Linked DNA regions of Homo sapiens: region 2 is linked to region 1. A link is an interaction called in ENCODE POLR2A ChIA-PET data of the cell type or tissue named here. Cell type or tissue: GM12878. All regions are shown on one strand. Each heading gives the region's core, and the rest is flanking DNA. Links, peaks and the distances in the headings are about the cores only.

Region 1 (10,526 bases), core at 972-8,971:
CTTTTGGCTTATTTTTTTTTCTTCCAAGATGGTCTAAAAGCTCCTAAAGGTGCTGTTTCTTTTGTATCTCTTAAAAAAACCTAGCTCTTCTCTCTTCCTTGATACCACTTAATAGCACATAATAGAATTAAAGTCAGAAAACTTAATTATAAAATAGTACAAAACATAATTTTATTCTTATATTTATATGCAACTCTCAACTGTATACAGAGATACCTCAGAGATATTGTGTATTCAGTTCCAGACCACCACCATAAAGCAAAAATTGCAATAAAGCATATAAAAGTTATGTTTACACTATATTATAATCTATTAACTGCAATAGCATTATGTCTAAAAATGTACACAAAATTTTAAAATGCTGCATTGCAAAAAAAAATGCGAACAAACATAACAATGCAATTGTAATCTTTTTGCTGGTGGAGGGTCCTGCCTCCATGTAGATGACTGATGACTGATTAGGGTAGTGGTGGTTGAAGACTGGAGTGGCTGTGACAATTTCTAAAAATAAGACAACCATGAAGTTTGGTGCATCAATTGACTCTTCCTTTCATAAAATATTTCTCTGTAGCATGTGATGCTGTTTGATAGCATTTTACTCACAGCAGAACTTCTTTCAAAACTGAAGTTAGTCCTCTCAAACCCTGCCACTGCTTTATCAACTAAGTTTATGTGATATTCTAAATTTTGTTGTCATTTCAAAAATATTCACAGCATCTTCACTAGGAGTATATTCCATTTCAAGAAATCACTTTCTTTGCTCATCCATAAGAAGCAATTCTTCACTCATTCATGTTTTATCGTGAGACTGCAAAAAGTCAGTCCCATCTTCAGGCTCCACTTCTAGTTCTCTTGCTGTTTCCATTATATCTATAGTTACTTTATCCACTTAAGACTTGAACCCTTCAAAGTCTTCCATGAGGGTGGGAATCAACATTTACCAGACTCCATCAGTGTTGATATTCTGACCTTCTCTCATGAATCACAAATGTTCTCAATGGCATCCAGAATGATGAATCCTTTCCAAAAGGTTTTCAACTTAATCTGCCCAGATCCATCAGAGGAATCACTATCTGTGGCAGATATAACCTTATGAAATTTATCTCTTAAATAATAAGGCTACAAAACAGAAATCACTCTTTGATCCATGGGCTACAGAATGAATGTTGTGTTAGCAGGCATGAAAACAACATTCATCTTGTACATCTCCATTAGAGCTCTTGGGTGACCAGGCGCATTGTCAATGAGCAGTAATATTTGGAAAGAAGACATTTTTGTGAGAAGTAGGTCTCAAATGTGGGCTTAAAATTTCAGTAAACCATGCTGTAAGCAAAGGTGCTATCATTCAGGCTTTGTTGTTTTATTTAATGAGCACAGGCAGAGCAAATTTAGCATAACTTCTTAAGGCCCTAGGAATTTCAAAACAATAAATGAGCAGTGGCTTCAACTTAAAGTCACCAGCTTCATTAGTCACTAACAGGAGAGTCAGTCTGTCCTTTGGGGCTGTGAAGCCAAGCATTGATTACTCCTCTCTAGCTATGAAAGGATTAGTTAGCATCTTCTAAGGCTTAAATCTGTTGTTTAGTGTAGCCATCTTCTATCAATGTCTTAGGTAGATCTTCTGGATAACTTGCTGCAGCTTCTACATCAGCACTTGCTGCTTCCACCTTTTATGTTATAGAGACAGCTACTTTCTTTAAACCTCCTGAACCAATCTGTGCTAGCTTCAAGCTTTTCTCCTACAATGTCCTCACTTCTCTCCCCTTCACAAAACTGAAAACAGGGCCTTGCTCTGGATTAGGCTTTGGCTTAAGGAATCTTGTGCTTGGTTTGATCTTTTCCAAAATCAAACTTTCTCCATATCAGCAATAAGGCTGTTTTGCTTATCATTCACGTGTTCACTGGAATAGCACTTTTAATTTCATTCAACAAATTTTCTTTTTCTTTAAAAACTTGGTTAAATGGTGCAAGAGGCCTAGCTTTCAGCCTATCTTGGCTTTCAACATGCGCTCCTCATTAGGCTTAATCATTTCTGGCTTTCGATTTAAAGTGAAAGACATGTGACTCTTCCTTTCACTTAAAACACTGCAGGGTTATTAATTGTCCTAATTTTAATATTGTCTCTCAGGGACTAGGAAGGGCCAAGGAGAGGGAGAGAGATGGAAGAATGGTCAGTCACTGGAGCAATCAGAATGCACACAACACTTATTGCCATCTTATATGGGTGCAATTTGTGACACCCCCAAACAAGTACAATAGTAACATCAAAAATCACTGATCACAGATCACAACAGATATAATAATGAAGAAAAAGTTTGAAATACTGTGAGAATTACCAAAATGTGACACAAAGGCACAAAATGAGCACATGCTGTTGGAAAAATGGCACCAACAGACTTGCTTGACACAGTTGCCAAAACTTCAAATTTGTAAAAAACACAAGATCTGCAGAGTGCAATAAATCAAAGCATGATATGATGAAGTATGCCTATATTTTGTAAAGTGAGTTAAATCTCAACTAAAATGGTCATTTACCCTTTTCTCATTTACAAAATAATCTCTTCATAACCACTTCCCCAATTTTTCTTGTTCTTTAAAAGTTAAACTTTTATTTTCTCTCTAAATAGAACCACAATTTGAAGACAGTATTCAATACTGTTTAAATAGGAATTCTAAAATGAGAAATGGCCAACTAGTTTTTTACAAACTAATCACTTTCTTCAACTAACTGCTTTGATATTAACACATAGTGATGAAGGAGAAAACAGTTTCTTATTTCTAATAATTGTGTAAGGATGTTATTAAAATGATAATGTAGATCTATTTTTACTGACACAGAAGAAGTCCATGACATAGTGTACAGTGTGAAAAGCATATAAGATATGATTTCATTATGACAATGTGTGTGTGAGGAGGTGCTTACATGGATATCTGTGAAAATGTTCATCTAAATATTAATAGTAGCTATGTAAGGGTAATAGAATTGTGGATGCTTGTAATTTCCTTCTTTATACTCTTCTGAAATGTTTAAAATATTTAAAATGAGTATATTTTATGGGGGAATAGAAGCTTCAACTTCAACTATACCAAGTTAAAGTTACTTCTTTAAAATATGTATATATATTTGAAATATCCTCTAATTTAAAACAGGAAAAATGTTAAAGAAAAATAAAATAAAACTAGTACATGCATAGAAAAAGTGAAGTTAATAATTTTTAAATTGGTTATATCTGGTTGATAATTTTTATTTTCTCCACACTTATATTTGCCTAATTTTTCACAATGAACATATTTTGCTTTTATAAAAGCTCTTAAGACTAAATTTATTATTTATTTATTTTACTGTTTTTGGAGACAAGGTCTCACTCTGTCGCCCAGGCTAGAATGCAGTGGTATGATCATAGCTCACTGCAGCCTCAAACTTCTGGGCTCAAGTGATACTCACATCTCAGCACCCCACAGTAGCCAGGACTACAGCCGAATGCCTCTATATCCTGCTAATTTTTTAAAAATTTTTTTAGAGAAGGAGTTTTGCTATGTTGCCCAGTCTGGTCTCAAACTCTTGGCCTCAAGTGATCCTCCTTCCTCAGCCTTTCAAAATGCTGAGATTACAGGCATGAGCCATCATGCCTGGCCCAAGACTAAATTTAAAACTTGGTAAACTTGTGTGTGTGTGTGTCAGAGTTTTTCAGGCCAGGCAGCTTTTCTAATCATTTCAAGTAAGTTGCCAAATATCTTTTAAAACAAGTTTTGACATCAGGCTTGATCATTTCTAGCTTTTGATTTAAAGTGAAAGACATGCAACTCTCCCTTTCACTTGAACCACTGTAGGATTATTAATTGGCCTAATTTCAATATTTTTGTGTATCAGGGACTAGGGAGGCCCAAGGAGAGGGAGAGAGATGAAGAGTGGTCAGTCAGCTGAGCAATCAGAACATATACATTTATTAAGTATACCATCTTATATGGGTGCAATTTGTGGTGCCCCAAAGCAATTTAAATGGTAATATTAACACAATTTTCTTCTTGTTGTGGTTGTTCTTATTGCAGTTTCTTTAATGTTAAAAACACACATTTTAATTTTTTTATTGTTCTAACATTTAATTCTTATTTTATATAATAATTTGAATCCTGGAAAAATAGTATTGGTATTTATCCAATCGCAGGATGGAAAAGATGGAGGAGCTCATGAGGGAGATTCTGGCCTCACTATCAAGGAAGTGAACAGCCAAACTAAAATTACCTGGTCCATCTCTGCATCATGAAAAGGTCTAAACAAAGACTCCACTATTGCTTTCAGCAACGGCCAAGACCTGAAGATGAAACTATCCTCATTTTAGCTAATGAAAATGTTCTCCACTTTAATTAAAATCCACTTGGTCCTCCATAAACAGAAGATAATTAATCTGTATTTTCTTTAGTAAAAATGTTAACATACTTGAAAATGGTACATTTCCTCTTTTCTTTACTTCCTTTCCTTAGAGATTTATTTTTCAATCATTTTTCCTATTAACCATTGACTTAGAAGAAACCTGAAAGTTCACAGTAGCTTCATTTGCTTTCTATATACCTCAATAGCAGCTCCATTCTCAATCCTTATGTGAGGAACTTTTCCTTCTGTAAAGTTGCCCCGACCCCATTGTTGCTGAGATGCTTTTCTCTCTACATTTGAGGTTCTTGAGGGCTGGGACCAAAAAAAAAATTAAAAAAAAAAAACTTTAAGATGTAATATTCTTTGTTGACAAAGAATCCTAATTTAGATAATCTGATAACTCTTTAACGTGTGCCATGTTTACTATGCACAAGATTGTTTACTGTCTTTTTCAAATTCTAAGCCCTATGCAATTCATTGGCTCATTAGGCTAAAGGAGACCTTAAGAAGATATTCAATCCAATCCCCTGAATCCAGGAAAGTCTACATGATAACCAGCATAGCAGATTCATCAAAGCTTACCTAGTGATTCTCTGAAATCAAAGAAAGCAACTTTATAGCTTTCTCAATCACTCTCCTTTCACAATTTAACAACCATTATCAAACAGCTTATAAGTAAATTATTGGCCACTCAAAAATATGCTTTGAGTGAAAATAACATAGTAACAACTCACTCAGATACATCCATATGGCAGTAACTATATGATAATACAAATCAGAAATAACAGTCAAGGGAGAACATATGAAGAAGGCAAAATTTTGAGGAATGGGAACCTGACTTTTCTTAGGCTTATTGCTCTGTCTCCAAAGTTGTGCTGTATCAACCACAATCTTACACACTGCCTATTCTATATAAAGATGAATATGGCTGGGCACGGTGGCTCATGCCTGTAATCCCAGCACTTTGGGAGGCCAAGGTGGGTGGATCACCTGAGGTCGGGAGTTCAAGACCAGCCTGACCAACATGGAGAAACCCCCTCTCTACTAAAAATACAAAAAAATTAGCTGGGCATGGTGGTGCATTCCTGTAATCTCAGCTACTCAGGAGGTTGAGCTAGGAAAATCACTTGAACCTAGGAGGCAGAGGTTGTGATGAGCTGAGATTGTGCCATTGCACTCCAGCCAGGGCAACAAGAGCAAAACTCCAATTCAAAAAAAAAAAAATGATGAATACATCGAAATCAGTACAATTGGGTAGCCATAGATTATTTGTAACTAATGCAAACTGATTTTGTAAAGTATAGTTGATATTCCACCTAGACAACCACAACTTAAATAACAAAGCCATAACTACCCTTTACTTAACCACAACTATAAATCTAATTCTCCATCAGTTGAAGAAAATACTCAAAAATTCAGATTTAATTCAACTTGAAAACCAATTCATTTCTGTATAAACCATTAAAAAAAGAAGTTGGTATAACGTGTTTAATTACCTCATGTCCTGAGAAATAATTAATTTGGGCAGTGGTTTGAAACATCATATAACAAGTTACTAACCAAATTTACTCACCTCTTCTGTGAGAAAGAAATGTTTAATAGTTATGAAGGCAATGAATTAGCTAACAAGAACTCATGGGATATGGATGAAGCTAGGAGTACCATTAGGGAACGGGATGTCAACTTGTGCTTAGATGTGGAATCTTTGATATTTACCAAATCTTTCCTGGAGGTTATATCTCTGTTGATATTTTTTTCTTTTTTTCTCTCCAGTGAAATTAAAGATTCTGCACTACCAATGCTTGATGTCTGTGACATTTCCACCACCAAAACTGGAGGAACCCTTGTTTTGCTGGAACATACACAAAGTACATCTTTCTGAGAAGCAGATGAACAGTCGGGGCATTTTGTGGATTTTTTATCTAAGCCACTATCAGCCATTTGTTTAACTCTGCAACAAAAGCAACTTTAAAAATGTTTCCACTGTTTGAGGAAGAAAACCAGGCCAAAAAGGATAAGGTAGTTGATGGTGAAAACTGTAATTTCGAACTGGTGAAGTCCTCAGGTTAAGGATGCACTAGACACATATTCACACGTGAGAGCTGCAGAAAGAAAAGAAATAACCATTTAGAGAAATTCTTAACCTATTACCATCCTGGAAATCAGAGAAAAGCTAGCAACTAGCACTAGAAGCATCCTGTATAGACATGAAAAGGACAAAATAGGACCACAAAACTGGTGAAAAGCATGGTCTAAAACAGCATCTTATCAAACTGCGTAGTGGGTTATGAAATCCATTTTGTGGGTTGATACCACTTTTTAAAAATAAAGTAGAATCAAAGAGATAATATTTAGCATACCTCCTTGGAAATTTCTGTGAAACTTTTAATTGGACAGACATATATGTATAGAGTGTGTGTGTGCGTGTGTACTTGATCACAGTATGAAATGTATTTCTTAATGTGGGTTGTGGTTTTTAAAAAGGCTTAAAATATTGGTGTTAAACATACATTACTATGGTTTCAAATTTTAAACCTTAATCTATTGATTATTAGAGCAAATTCCTATTACATACTTTACAAAGGAGTGAATAATTCGATTTTTAGAAAACTAGCTAATCCTAAAAGTTTAAGTATCCTCATAAGTATCCTCATTTTTATATTGAGCAAAAATAAAAATGAGTGGGTGCTATTTTTCCCTGAGTCTAAAATAGGTATGGCAGCATTTTACTTAACTAGGACCATTGGCAGCTGCATGGTGGCAAGTTGGAAAGATCTCAGTTGAGGAGGAAGAAAAATACACTCTGCAGTACATATAAAGGAGTACTTTGAGAAACTTCCAGAAGTAATTGGGAGTACATTATTATGGTTTTATGCTATACCATTTCAGACAGTCTTTAAAAGTAGATTCTGTAGTCATAGATTGATAAACCTGGGGATATATGCAATATACTGTTATCCTTTGAACTGGAATAAACTTGACTAGAATAGGAAATTAAATATATTTATTTCATTAAAGAAATACCTGGTTTTCTAATCAGAAAGCTGTGCTTTTATCAAATCCTTATCTATTGTGATTGGCAGGAAAATCTGCCAGGCTCATACGATTTTATAAAAGATATTGCTAGTAGTTTACCTAAAAGTTGTCCTCTCATTCTTTCTTACTAACAGAATCCTGATCTTCTTTGGGGCAGCAATGTGCTCATTAACATCCTACATTTCCGGGCTTCTCTTTTAGATTAGGGGTAGCCATGTGACTTATGGCCATTAAGCTTAACAGAATGCAGGCAAAGCTGCACTTAAAAGAAAATTTATATTCTTAAACCTTTATTAAAATCAGAGGAGAAAGGATAAAAATATACTAAGTGTGCAGTCAAATCTAAAAGATAGAAAAACATAATTAAAGAGTAAGCTTAAGAAACAGAAATGACAAAGAAATTTTGTTGAATTTTGCCTATACGGTCCCAAATAAACGTACTCTTCACTACCTCTCAGCTTTCATATCTCCTTTCTCTCAGATACAGTAGCCTCTTGCTGCTCCTCTAATATGCCAAGTATACTCCCTTCTCAAGGCTTTGCCCTTCTGCTTCCTCTGCCTGGGATGCTCTTCCCTCAAACATTCACACGGTCTGCTCCCATGCTTCACTGTGGCTTCTGCTCATTTGAAAGGCTTTCCTAACCACCTCATCTAAAACAACAAGCCCATGCCCTCTCCCCCCTTACCTTGCTTTGTTTTTCTTCATGCCACTTATCATTTCACTCAGGAAGTTTCATAGCAGAGTCCTCTCCTACTTTTATTGAACAGATGATTCTTATATAAATGGTTTCAGAGCATGCAAAGCCATCCGGTTCATTTTATTCACTTAAAATAACCAAAATCTGACCATAGTAGTATTCCCCAAAAGGGGGATTTACAGGTCAGTCTCATTTGTAAATAGATTTTAAAATCCTAAATGCTGTACTTACATTTACCCCAGGTAATGTATATAGTATATTATAAGATTATTAAATAGAATAGATAAGTCTGCCCAATAAATATGACCTTTCATCAAAGTGGTGGGAAAAAAATTTCTATTGTGATTAAAACTCATAATGGAGAGTATGAGGACAGGTACATTAAAAGTGCCCTCCAGACAGGCAGAGGAAGAAAAGAATGCAACTGATGCCACTCAAAATACACACACACACACACACACACACACACACACACACATACACATCTCTTATAAACACTTAACCTGGTTTTTCAAGAATATGTAGCAAGACAAAGAAAATTCAGAATGTACCTGTATCACTTTCCAAAATGATTTAACTTCAGGCCTAGAAGAAAATGTTTTGCATTTCAGGTTAAATATAAAACCCATAACCATCAATGACTCAGAGCAGTGGAGTAGATCTGCAAATGATAGGCTTTCTGTTTGGGAAAAATAGTGCTTTCTCTCTGAGGTGTAGAGAAGTCCCATGTCAGATGTGTAAAACATCATTTTTTGCATACATTAAGAATATTGATTTTATGGTACTTTTTATAAGAAATTGTAAGAAGTATTCGTAACGTACAGGTTTATTTAACTGCAGCTGAGTTCTTTCATGATAAACAGTACTCCTAAAAGCATACTTACCATATCCTTCAAGGTTTACAAATATATATATTCACAAATTTTCAATGGAATCTTTAAATATTAAAATTTTCATTTTAAGATAGATTTTGGGGGATCTAAAAACAGCTATTCTTTTCTTAGCTTTGTTCAGAAAGCATTTCCTTTAATTTTCATCAATTTTTCAATAAGTCATTATCATATCACTGACATTGTCACAGACTTCTGAGTACTTTCTCGCTCCAGTCTTCTAATTTATCAGTTGCCTTAGAAGTACTTGGTAGCTATATGCATAAAGCATAGGATTTCTTTCTATTACTCACTGAGAAGTTTCATTTTTGCTCTCCAGTCTACCAAGTGCTATATTTGCCAAAATAATGTTCTACTTTCTTACCACAGCAATTCTAAAACAACAGGTTGAATAGCTGCATGCAAAATTTCTTGACAAGAATTAGATTTCAAATTTAACTTCTTTTTGGCTGGCTGAATTCTAATTATTTTAGTTTAAACAAAAACCAAGATAGAACAAATGTTTACTCACATTTATTTCTTTCTCATTTACGAATTGATCTGAAAGATTTGTTACTAAAACAAATCTACTATTTCACAGGACAAATGATGTCACTCATATTTTAGAGGCTTAAAATTAATCAAGTATTGCAAACTTATGTAAACACAAAGATTAATAGCTCTTTTTCTATAGAATCATGGAATTATGTTTAAACAGGACTTTAGATATAAAAATATGTATTACAAAAACCAAAGAATCTTCTAATACAATAATGTTTCTTTGTGTCTCCAAAGATTGGACATACATAGGTACTGGACATAATATAAGCAAATAAAATAAGTTCAAATTATGTCAGTACTTAACTAATACATGAGCCTTCCTTTGGCTTAAGGTTTTCATTTTATTTTTAGAACTAAGGCAAGTCAATAAAACAATTCTGATAATGAAAATCCCTGGGCTTTAATTTAATCATAAAAAGGTCTTTTACATATTGGCCCTAGAAGATACACTTACAGCAATTTCCTCAAGAAAATGAACACAAGAATGGTTTTATAAGATATAACTAGCTATAATTTTCTTCTCCAAAAGCAATTTTTTTAGTTTTCTTTGCTAAGACTGTGTCTACAAGAAACCTAAATAGTCAATTCAGTCAAAATGTGTTTTATTCAAGTAAAGGGGAAAAAAAAAAAAACTTACGAATTGTCTGACATTCTGCAGACCAAGCCAAATGACTGACTGCTTTAGTAACATGTTTACAAAGCCTAAAGAAGGGCCCAGTGAGTTTTCTAGATGATATTGCTATATTTTAAGGAAGACTAGCACTTGTTTATTCTTTTCATTAAGGGCATGATTAGGAAAATGAGTCTGTATTGTCTTATAAAAGGATTTACAGTATATTTAAAATTCACATTATTTCAGAATTTTTTTAAATGTTTGAGTGATGTTTACTATTAACTTTTCCTTTCTATTTTAATTTGCATGATGTTCCTCACTGATTAAGCAGTAATACGGAAGGACAGTCTTAAATGTGGCCCCTATACTGACAGTTA
Region 2 (10,526 bases), core at 870-8,869, 150 kb before region 1:
GGCATGCGAGGGATCTCGTTTGAGCACTTCTTATGAGAATCTAATGCCTGATGATCTGAGGTGAAACAGTTTCATACCCAAACCATCCACCCTACACCACTCCCTACCCGATCTGTGGAAAAACGGTCTTCCATGAAACCAGTCCCTGGTGGCAAAATGTTGGGGACTGCTGCCTTAACCCATCCTACGACAGGAGCCAAAGGTCCTTCAGTGAAAACTTCAGTGGCCCCCATTGCCTCCAGAGTCAGGTGCAAAATCCTTACCTGGGCATTCCAGACCCTGCCTGCTCTGGCATCTGCCCATCTTTTCTTCTGTTGCCTCCCTGGCCTCTGCGGCCTTGTCCCAATCACCCTACTCCTCAATGCCCACCCCACCCCAATAAGGCCCCTATTTCATGCCTGCAAGGCTTTGCAACCAGACACTGGTTCAATGTGTTGGCTCTAAATACTAGTAGATATGGGACTTGGAGGTGGCCCTAGTAGATATTCATTCATTCATTCATTCTTTAATTCAACAGATATTTATTACTTGCCTCCAGGCTCTGAAGATATGAAGATGACTAGAACTCAGACAATGACCGCTGGGGCTGGTTATCCCTCAAGAGAGAGTCAGACTAATAGAGAGTGTCAGCCAGGCTGACACCGAATACAATAGAAGCTCCACAAATCTATATTGAATAAATAGGTGGACAAATGTAGTAGGTGTTATAATAGGTTCATGCATAAGGCGCAATGAGACAAAAGAAAAGGAACCATCTTCACCTCTTCCTGGAGGTCAGGAAAGACTCCACCAGGCTAGTGGCAAAGTAGACAAACTCTTGGGGTCGACTAGGAGCATTCCAGGTGCCAGTGGGGAAGGACATTCAGCAGATGACAGCACAGGCAAAGGAGGAGAGGCAGAAAGGAGCGGCATAGGGCAATGAGATCTCTTGGCATGGCTGGGCACAGGGGTGGGGTGGGAGGGGGCAGATGAGACTGGGGAGGAAACCAGCTCTCATCACAGAGGGCAGTGAGTGAGGACTTCATTCTGTAAGTGAGGGGGACTCGTCTAGCTGGTCAGGGGAACGACGATTCAGGGGGCCTGGAAAAGGGGAGGCATTTGAGTGCAGGTCTGTGGGACTTGGTTGTTGAACAGAGAGCTGTGCCCTGGATGTGGCGGCCCATTCCTAGAAGGGCCCCGTGCTTAGAGTTTCATGCCCTGCAGTTGCCAGCTTGAAATTCTTATCATCTTATCTTTGAATGTGTGTTTTGTGGCGAAGCCTGATGGGACATGGAGGCTGTGCCCGGGCTTGGAGCACAGTCCTACTTCCCACTACCTCCCTGGAAGGGAGGACTTCTCAGTGGCTTAATTCCTCCCACCTAGTGCCCCAGCCTCCTCAGCCTCCTTGTCCTAGGGCTGTGCCTGCCACCGCCCTCCACACCAGGCAGGGTCCGTCAGAGTGGCAAGGAAAGGCTCCCATTCCACGGTCACCTTCCACCCTGGCAGTGTTCCGTGCAAAGAAGCAGGGAAGACCAGGTGTGTGCCCACAGCTTCTAGGGTGGGGCAAGGTGGCAGCCATCCACCCTGGTCTGAGAAACTAAGGTGTGTTCCACAGTCAGCTCCATGGGGGCCTCTCCCTCATCCCAGAATCAGGTACTGAGCAAGCTCTGACATGGAGGTCGTAATCCCTGGGGGTCACATACCAGCTGTGGGTTGTGGTGACGGGCCTCTGAAAAGGGGAGGCTGACTTCCCAAATCTGGGCCTGGGGCCACATTTTCATTTTGCACCAGTCTCAGAAAATTATGTAATGGTTCCTGACTGGATCAGTGTTCTCTAATGCAGGGTGCATGTGCCCCGAAGACTTTAGCAATCACATGCACAATAAGCAAGACAGTTTGGAGATCACCCGTATGGATGCCCGTGACAAATACCACCACCCAATCAGCAACATCACACAGATGGAGGTGCCCCCATCTAGAATGGGGTCAAGGATTAACTTTTGACCAATGGCTAAAGGAAAAAACATCTTGAAATAAGATCAGAGACAGCTATGTATGTCCCAGTCTTAACCACATGGAGTCCCTGCCGGCAGAGACAGGTTCCCATCCCAAATATCCTCATGCCTGGGTACTAGGTGGCAAAGGGCCTTTTTATCTGTGCAGGATGACAGATGAGGCACGTGGGGTGCAAAACAAGGCAGGCCCTTTCGTGGCTGTCCCACCGTTTGTTCTGGCTTCTCCTTTGCCGTGGCCATGATGGAGTAAACAAGAGAAAGCTCTATCATTGCTATTTATTGCAGATTTCAGGGGTGGATGGATCTCTGTGGGCTCTGTTTTTATGGATTTGCCCATTGAAAAAGACTAATTGTGTCCTACCTGTGGCTTAGGTTGCTGTTAGGACCTTCAGTGAGGTGACTCCAGGAATTAAGAGTTGGAGGTTTGGCTATGCCACTTACCCCTGTGGGACATTGGGCAAGTTATTTAACCTCTGAACTTCTGACTCCTTGTCTACAAAAGGGGGACAGTAATAGCACCAACTTCATGGTACCATCGTGAGGATTAAATTAAATAAATCTCCAAATTTGTAGTGCAGAGCTATTGGATAATGATAATAATAAAAGCAACTAACACTTTTTATTGTGCTTACTTTGTGCTAGGTACTATTCTCAGTGCTTTCCTTCCATATCAGTGTGTTTAGTTCCCATCACTATAAGACAGGTCCTACTCTTATGTCCATTTTACAGATGGAGAAGTTGAGGCTCTGAGCCAAGAAGAACTTGCCCCAAATCATATAGCTGGTAAACGGAAGAAGCAGGCTACCCAGGTAGTCTGGCTTCAAGATCTTCGTTCATAATCATTGTACTATTCTGCCTTGTTTGTTAAAATAAGTGCTCAGTAAGATGACAGTTGTTTTTTTTTCTTTTTTTCTTTTCGTTTTTTTTTTTTTTTTTTTTTTTGAAACAGAGTCTCACCCGGGCTACAGTGCAGTGGCACAATCTTTGCTCACCACAGTCTCAAACTCCTGGGCTCAAGCAGTCTTCCTACCTCAGCCTCCTGAGTAGCTAGGATTACAGGTGCACACCATCATGCCCAGCTAATTTGTGTATTCTTTTTGTAGAGACAGAGGTCTCACTTTGTGCTTAAGCTGGTCTCAAACTCTTGGGTTCAAGCAATCCTCCTGCTTCGGCCTCCCAGAGTTCTGGGATTACAGGAGTGAGCCACCATGCCTGGCTTATTTTTCTATTTTTAAAAATTATTTTTCTTTCACACACATGCCCACACTCCTGTACTCATCATCACATACATATATCTATTTGTGAGCCTCTCAGCTGAGAACTTGCCTTCCGAGGCAATGGAAGTTCAGGGGCCCGGGATCATGTTAGAAAGGTCACTTCTTGGGAACATGGGCCTGGTAAGGACATAGAATAGCCAGAGCCAGGCTGCTGCAGCCAGAGGATGCCCACGCCCCTCCCACCAGGCCAACAAAGGGCATGCACAGAAGCCAGAAAACAGAGGGGGGGGCCTGGCTCTCAGCTAAGCCCATTGCAAGCAGCAAGTGGTCCCTGGTGTCACATGAGGGCAGGCCAGGCAGCCCGGCTTTACCAGTGGGAACTGGGTTTCCTAATTCCAGAAGGTTGGCCAAGAACAACCCACGCCCTTCCTTACTCTGTGGTATGATTCAGGGGCAAAAGACCTGCATGCAGGCTCCTGGGAGAGGGGAAGAGAAGGCAGTTGTGAACTATTCCCTGGGATCCCAGCTGAGTGGTCCTCTGGCCCCGCTTCCAACCTCCAGTGATAGGGAGCCTACATCCTCCTGGGGTGGCTGTGATAATGTCATTCATCAGCCCAGCAACACCATCCACCTGACTGTAGCTCCTCCCTTCAGAGTCTAAGCAGGCCCCTTGAAGCCTCCCAGGGCTTGTGGAATCCTTATGCAACCCGGCACTCAACGACCCTCCTCCCTGACAACCAGGTTTGGCCTGCTCCAGGCCAACACCCCGCCTTGCTTTCCCATCTGCTCAGACCACCTCAACCAGGTCCCTCCTACAGCAATCGGACCTGGGACGGGGTCCTGAAGACAGCAGTTTGTTGGAGTCAATAAGAGACAATTGGAAAATATTCAGGAATTTTTTGAGTCAGTTATTAAACTATTAGTTGTTTAAAATCTGCCACTGTGGGGGCATTTACATCAAGGAAATTGGCAAACACTGTAAACCAGGACCTTTTCCCCACCTGGAGAACTGATTTAGTAGCATGCCACTGCCCCATTCCCATAGCCCAAGTGTTTGGAAAGGTCTAGGGGATTTTGTGTGGGTGTGTGCGTGTGTGTGTGTGTGTGTGCATGTGTATGTGCCTGTGTGTGTTTGCTTTTGTGGGTGTCCCTGTATGGATCTGTTTACGTACATACATGAGCATGCACGAAGTGCATGTGCATTTGTGTGTCCCTGTTTGTGTTCTGACAGAGTGGATTCTCTATGGCAAGAATTTCCCATCATAGGGGAATTGTCCCCTAGAGGTCTAGCAAGGAGCTCAGCACAGAGAGCCTGCCCTGTGATGGCACAGGCTTTCTTCAGCCATCCATGGGGGTCTTGGTCCCCACCGTAATTGTATAGTAAAAGGCTGGGGCTTCTGCGGAAAGAAATCCAGTCGCGGCTCCAGAGTCACAGCACCTGGTCCAGTAGCCACTTGCTACCTCTGTTCACCAGCTGTGTTCTGATGCATTTGGTTGTTATCTGATGTTTAAATCCTCACGGGAAACAAAGTTTGGTCCTTTTGGAAAGTCTTAAATAGAAAGCAGTTTAAAACCAGCAACAACAACTACTGGAGGTTAGTGAAGGGATAACCTGTAGTTTTCCAAGTCAAATGGTGTTCATAGTGAATCCAGAACAGATCAGTGAGGAGGCAGAAATGGAGGGCCTGTTTCTATGTGGCTCTGTTCACTACGACAGGTGGGGACAGGCCAGGACTCAGCTGAGCCAGGCACTTGTGGAACGAAGTGGGAACTTTTTCTCTCAGTCAAAAAAGTTACCAGGTACACCTGGGGGCGTCTGCAAATGGGAGGGACAATGAGTAAGTCAGAGTGCCGTGTCCCCCATGCTGGCCACACACAGCAGGTGCTCAGTAAATGTTTTCAGTAATATTGTTTTATTTGGGAACTTTTTTCCTAGAGAAAGAAAAAATAAAACCTGAGGTGTCTGCATACCTTGGGTCCCCTGGACCCTGGTCGGATCCCAAGATGTAAAGACAAGGACCCAGGCCCCTCTTCCCCTTCCCATCTTCCCGAAGGCCTGAGAAGGACTTTGTTGCTTTGGTCCCAAAGGAAAGAAGCCAGGGAAGGCTTCTACTTGCAGAAAGGATGACTAGAAGGGTACGGATCTCAGGCTAAGGCCCATTCACTCTCTAATCCTAACTGGCCACTCTTTTTGGGAACTCTCAGAGAAGTTGGTTGTAAACTTTCTGAGAAAGAGAGTGGGGCCATAGCTGACCACCAGCTGGACCAGCCCTCCTGGCCTTAGCAGCTGTCCTCAGCGGCACTTGGATGGGCTTGGCTCTGCCTCCAATCCCTTGCCAACCCAGGACACGACAGCACATTCGGCTCACTGGAGCCACTGATAAAGGAGGCTACTTGGGAGGAACCAATCCAGGGACCACAAACTAGAGGCTTGGCTTCCTAGTGCTGGGCAGCTGCTCTCTGGCAGAATTCTAGGGGTTCCCCCAACCCCTGAGATGACTCAGAATGTGGGGAAAGGGAAGGGGAGTGGCAAATAAAGACACTTACCCCAAGCTGTTATCTGCTTTGCATAATGGGCTTATACAAAAGATTTGTTTTGAAAAAGGGTTTGGCCACTTTTTAAAACCTGCAAGTCATTAGTCTAGGAGTGGCAATCCTCACTGCATTGTGTAAGCTGGTTAATAACCCATAGGGGATTCCACATGTGTGTGAGGGGGTAGGGGTTGTATGCATTTTGTGAAAGAGTCTCAGGCGGTTCTCATATGCCCTGTTTGAGAACCAGTAGCCTAGTGGTTCAGAGAAGGCTGAGCTGGACAGGTACCAAGGACAGGACAAACATGCCCTTTCTGTCTGCCCACACTATCTTCCTGTGACTGATCTGTGGGCTCAGAGGCCTGCCTGCATGTCTTGGGTTTACATGAGGTGCTGTCCTGGTGGCCCGGGCGAGGCTTTCCTAGGATTACAGGTGCAGCATGTCCAGGCTGGGAAGGGGTGGTTGGAACCGTCCCCTGTCCCTCAGGCATGCCACTCAGAGGCTAAAGGAGAAGAAGAGAGCTCTCTGCAACCCCAAGAGGACAGGGAGTCCTCTCAGCATGGCTGGGGCCACAGAGATGCCTCTGAAAGACAGGGAAGTGGGGTCCCTGGAGAGGGTGACGCCACTCCTCGTATTTCTCATCTCCCCTTCCATCCACATTCTCAGTGCTTTGTGATTTGGAACTGACAAGAAGGGGATCCCTGAGACAAAGGGAGGATGAGGGGCTGCCCTGGAGGAGGCTGTGTCCAAGGTTGGTGCCAGGCCCTTCCTAGAGCCTATCGGCCTCACCTGCCCCTCACCACCCGCAGTCCCTTTTCCCCATATCTTCTTCCTAGGCTGGGCCTAGGTGTGCCCCCCACCCCCTCCCCATCCTCTCTGCTCACTCCTGGCCTGGCACAAGTCTTCCTTCCCTGTTCTGCCCCTGTTCCTGTGTGGCTCTGCCCACCTGCCCAGGGTGAGCCTGTGCCAGAAGCCCAGGTCCTCTAGGGGGCGGCAGAGAGAGCACAGGCTGAGCAGCCGATGATTCATTTGTGTCCCTGAATTGGGACAATCCAATGGCCTCTCCGGGCCTCCGTTTTTACACTTGCTTGTGGGGGAGGTGACTCACCGGCCTCTCCCTGTCAGAGGCACTGCTGCAGCTGAGCCGCTGCAGAGAACCTAAGCGGGAGGTGGGAAGGACTGTAGGAGGGTGAGCAGTGGCAAAGCCTGGCCAGGCAAGTGTGCTGGGGACAGCCACTGTTCAGCACCCCCACCCCAGGACGGCAGACCAGCGGCTACAGCCAGGCCAGGACGGCATGCTGGTGTCCGGTGGCCTGGGTCCTAGCCCTGGGCACTTGGTCACTGAGAACCAGGCAGCACTCTGTGCCAGGAGGAGCCCAGCACCCCGGGGGCCTCGAGTGCCCACTCGAGAACTGCCTCTCTTCCCTCCACCCCTGCCTGCATTTTCTCAGCTCTGTCTGACTTTAGGGCTAATAGATTTGGGATTTCTCTTTGTAAAGAAATACAACCCCAGCGCACAGGGGCCGGGAGGTCCCCAGCCCATCCAGGTTCCCAGAATCTTACATCCTCTTTGCCTCTCCCCTGGGGAGGGTTGGAGTTTGGGTCCAGGGGAGGTAGCTGGCCCTGCCCTGGAGCGCTAGGAAGTCAAGGAGGCTGGAGGGCCTGGCCTCTGCCATGCTACACCAGGAGGCCCAGAGGGGTTTATTTGGATTTTTTTTAATTATCATTTTTCACTTTTTTTCTCCTCATGAAAAAATTTTAATACACACAGTAAATTAAGCCTGGAAAAAGGGAGGGGGGCACATTTCATCTTTAATCTATTTACTTCTGAATATTTAACATACAATTCTGGCACCAATCACCAAATTTAACTGGAAAATTACTCACTAATCTGTTTGCTTATTTGGAATAATTGGGTCGGCTGCCAGCGCGAGGATTTCCCCCCCCCCCAGTTTAATATCTCAGTTAGTAGTCCAATTTCAGCTTGGCGGCATAATTACTCTGACAGAGCTGTAGCCACGGGGCCTGTGAGTGGGGCTGCTTTTAAACCGTAAATTATGAAGGATTAGCATTTATGAATTTTAAATCAGGGCTGGGGTAGGAGACACTAAAGCTGCTTAACGCTGGGGAACAGCAGCCTCCACTCAGTAGCAGAAGCCGTAACCCTTCCGCTCCCAGGACGGGCCATAGGACGTGGGAACCCGAGACGCAGGAAGTGGTGACCTGTGGGACACGGAGCCCTAGGAGTTCGGATCACGAGGGACATGGGGAGTGGGGGATGGGAGAGAGCACTGAAGCACTGATGAAGCCCCTGGGGGCTAGAAGCCTGGGGTGATGTGGACGTGGAGCAGGTGCTTTGGCTTCTCTCCTGGTCTGTGGGCTACAGTTTCCCTCTGGGAAGCAGCAGGGTCGTTGCCCGGAGCAAGCTTCGAGTGGCAACCCAGAAGTGAGGAGGTCAATCCCCGCAGCCCCCTGCCTCCTGCCTCCACCCTCCCACCTCCCACAGGTTGGGTCTCTACTTCTCTTAAGAATCCCCATCTGCAGCTGCTAAAGTTTGCATTCTTTCTTTCTTTTTTTTTTTTTCTTTCTTAAGAATCCCCATCTGGCCGTGAGCCAGACTGACCCAGTGCCCTCCAGCTCCGAGTGTGACTTCCTGGCGTGCCCTGCTCTGCCGAGCTGGAGAAGGGCCACCATCGGTGCTCTCTCGGGTATGTGATCTAAGTTCTCACCTTCCTTCCCACTCTTCCTCCGTCCCTCCTCCCCACCCGCCCCTCTCTGGCACCATGGCATCATGGACCCTGTAAAACCAGATAGAGCCGACTTGAAATCTGGCTGTGCTCCTTATTAGCGGGGTGACCTTGGGCAAGTTACTTAACCTTTCTCAGTCTCCATCATAGTTCAGTTCAATGAAGACAGTAATTCCTACCCTGCAGGGCTACTGGGAGACTTCCGTGAAATACCGTGGGCGAAGTGCCAGGCACAGTGCTTGGCACACGGCAGGTGTTTACTGGGTCAGCCCCATGCTCTTTGGAGTCTTCCCCAAACCTGAGTCAATGCCCTGTGTCCACTGCCCTCTCTCTGTCCTCCATTCCCCCATCTCTCACAGAGCATGGGACACTTCAGCGTATGGCCTCAAGACCCAACAGGTTCTCCAGGACTGGCCCCTATCAGGAGAATCCCTCTGTCTAGGAATCTGCACCTCAGCCTGACCTTATTGGGAGTGGGAGCTGGTACCAAGGTTGGATGCTGGGCACTAGTAGCCACTAGATATAGGTCTAGGACATCTGCTGGACCACCAGAACGCTCTGGAGCCAGGCTGGCTGGGTTTGAACTCTTACTCTGCCATTCACTATCTGGGTGACCTTAACCAAGTTATTCAGCCTCTCCATGCCTCAATTTTCTAATCTGCAAAATGGGAATAATAACAAGAGTATCTCATCATGGTTCTGGTAGGAGGATTCATGAGTTCATCAGTGTACAGCATTCAGAACCACATTTGACACACAGGAAGTACTAGCTGTGCTTGTTGTCATTACTTGCTATCCTTCTGAGGGGGTGACTGTCCTCTGTGGGACCTGCCTGTTCTGAGGTTGCAGATTGATTTCCCTGGGCTTGAGATATCTCCAGATTGCCTACAAAAACAGGAGAAAAGGAGGCAGGACCTGAGTGGGTGGGACAGGACCACCTAGAACATGCTGAGGACCATTCTGGACCACATCACTCTGTGTTTGGGATCAAGCAGTCCCTACTAAAGCCAGACCTCTCTCTGTCCCATCTGCTGGCCATGGGGCCTTCCCATGATGCAGCTCTGGCCAGGGGCCTTCTGAGGTACCTGGTGGGGCAGATCCCCAGGGTCCAGGCCAGCTTGGGGGGGGGGGCAGCAGAGGCTGGAGGGCACAGGGAGAGAGCACAGGGATGCCTCAGCCCAGAGAGACCTCTCTGTGGGCCAGCCCTCCTTACCAGACTGAGGGCTTTGCCACTGCTCACCCTCCTACAGTCCTTCCCACCACCCGCTTAGGTTCTCTGCAGGGGCTCAGCTGCAGTGGTGCCTCTGACAGGGAGAGGCCGGTGAGTCACCTCCCCCATAAGCAAGTGTACAAATGGAGGCCCGGAGAGGCCATTGGATTGTTCCAATTCAGGGACACAAATGAATCATTACCAGACTGACCAAAATCTCCATCCTCCAGATCTGAGCTAGAACAGGGCAGTGGTGGCTGGAAAAGGAAGGGTGGGGGCCAGTCTAGGGACCCCAGCATGGAGGCTGAGCAAGTTGGGCCAGTCCCGGACCCAGGTGCCTGGCATTTGGGCCTGTGGACTTGCCCTCTTGGCCTCACCCTTCCTACTCCCCCTTGCTAGCCACCCAGCCCCAGCCACACTGTCCTAGACTATCATGTACACACTGTGACAAGCTGCCACTTCCTTAATGCGAGTCCTCTGGCAATTCACTTCCCCATTCTGGACCCCACTGTGCACATCTGAAAGAAGCGCAGGAGGGGCCTGCCTGCCTATGGGTCTCCAACTCAAGTGAGCGGCCTGCTGTCTCAGCAGAGTGGACACAGCATGGCACCTGCTCTCTGCAGAGGGTATCCCACAGGCCCAGGCTGGGTGAAGTTTGACTTCATGGGACATACTGGATGGATGTGGCTGCCCAGTATCATCTCCATGACCTTAGGCTTCATGTCAGGCCAAGCCCCAGCTTCAGCAACCCTGCCATGGGAACCCTGCTGGCAACGAGAGTCCTGGGGAAATGTTGCAGCCTACTTGCCACATCTGGGACTCTGT

The links. Peaks named below come from ENCODE experiments on the same cell type or tissue, not always from the same donor. Only the 100,000 strongest peaks of a DNase experiment are listed, where the experiment ranks them.
Region 2: POLR2A ChIA-PET joins it to region 1 with 5 read pairs; 3 of 35 experiments call an interaction of 5 or more read pairs at or near these places.

The regions. Positions count from the first base shown.
Region 1 is chr11:8,468,593-8,479,118 of GRCh38, forward strand. STK33 (serine/threonine kinase 33) reads right to left here. Exons shown (of 16, transcript NM_001352389.2): 3 at 8,658-8,691; 4 at 8,095-8,159; 5 at 6,089-6,474; 6 at 4,571-4,684. The coding sequence starts at 6,313. Among named protein-coding and RNA genes, the nearest start is that of STK33, 120 kb to the right of the region's middle. In GM12878, for the core only: no CTCF peak of the experiment used is centred there; no DNase peak of the experiment used is centred there.
Region 2 is chr11:8,322,218-8,332,743 of GRCh38, forward strand. No RefSeq gene overlaps it. Among named protein-coding and RNA genes, the nearest start is that of LMO1, 64 kb to the left of the region's middle. RefSeq lists enhancers at 3,611-4,196, 6,585-6,879. In GM12878, for the core only: a CTCF peak has its summit at 6,739 (motif pointing right); DNase peaks (open chromatin) are centred at 5,794 and 6,784; H3K27ac peaks cover 517 bases.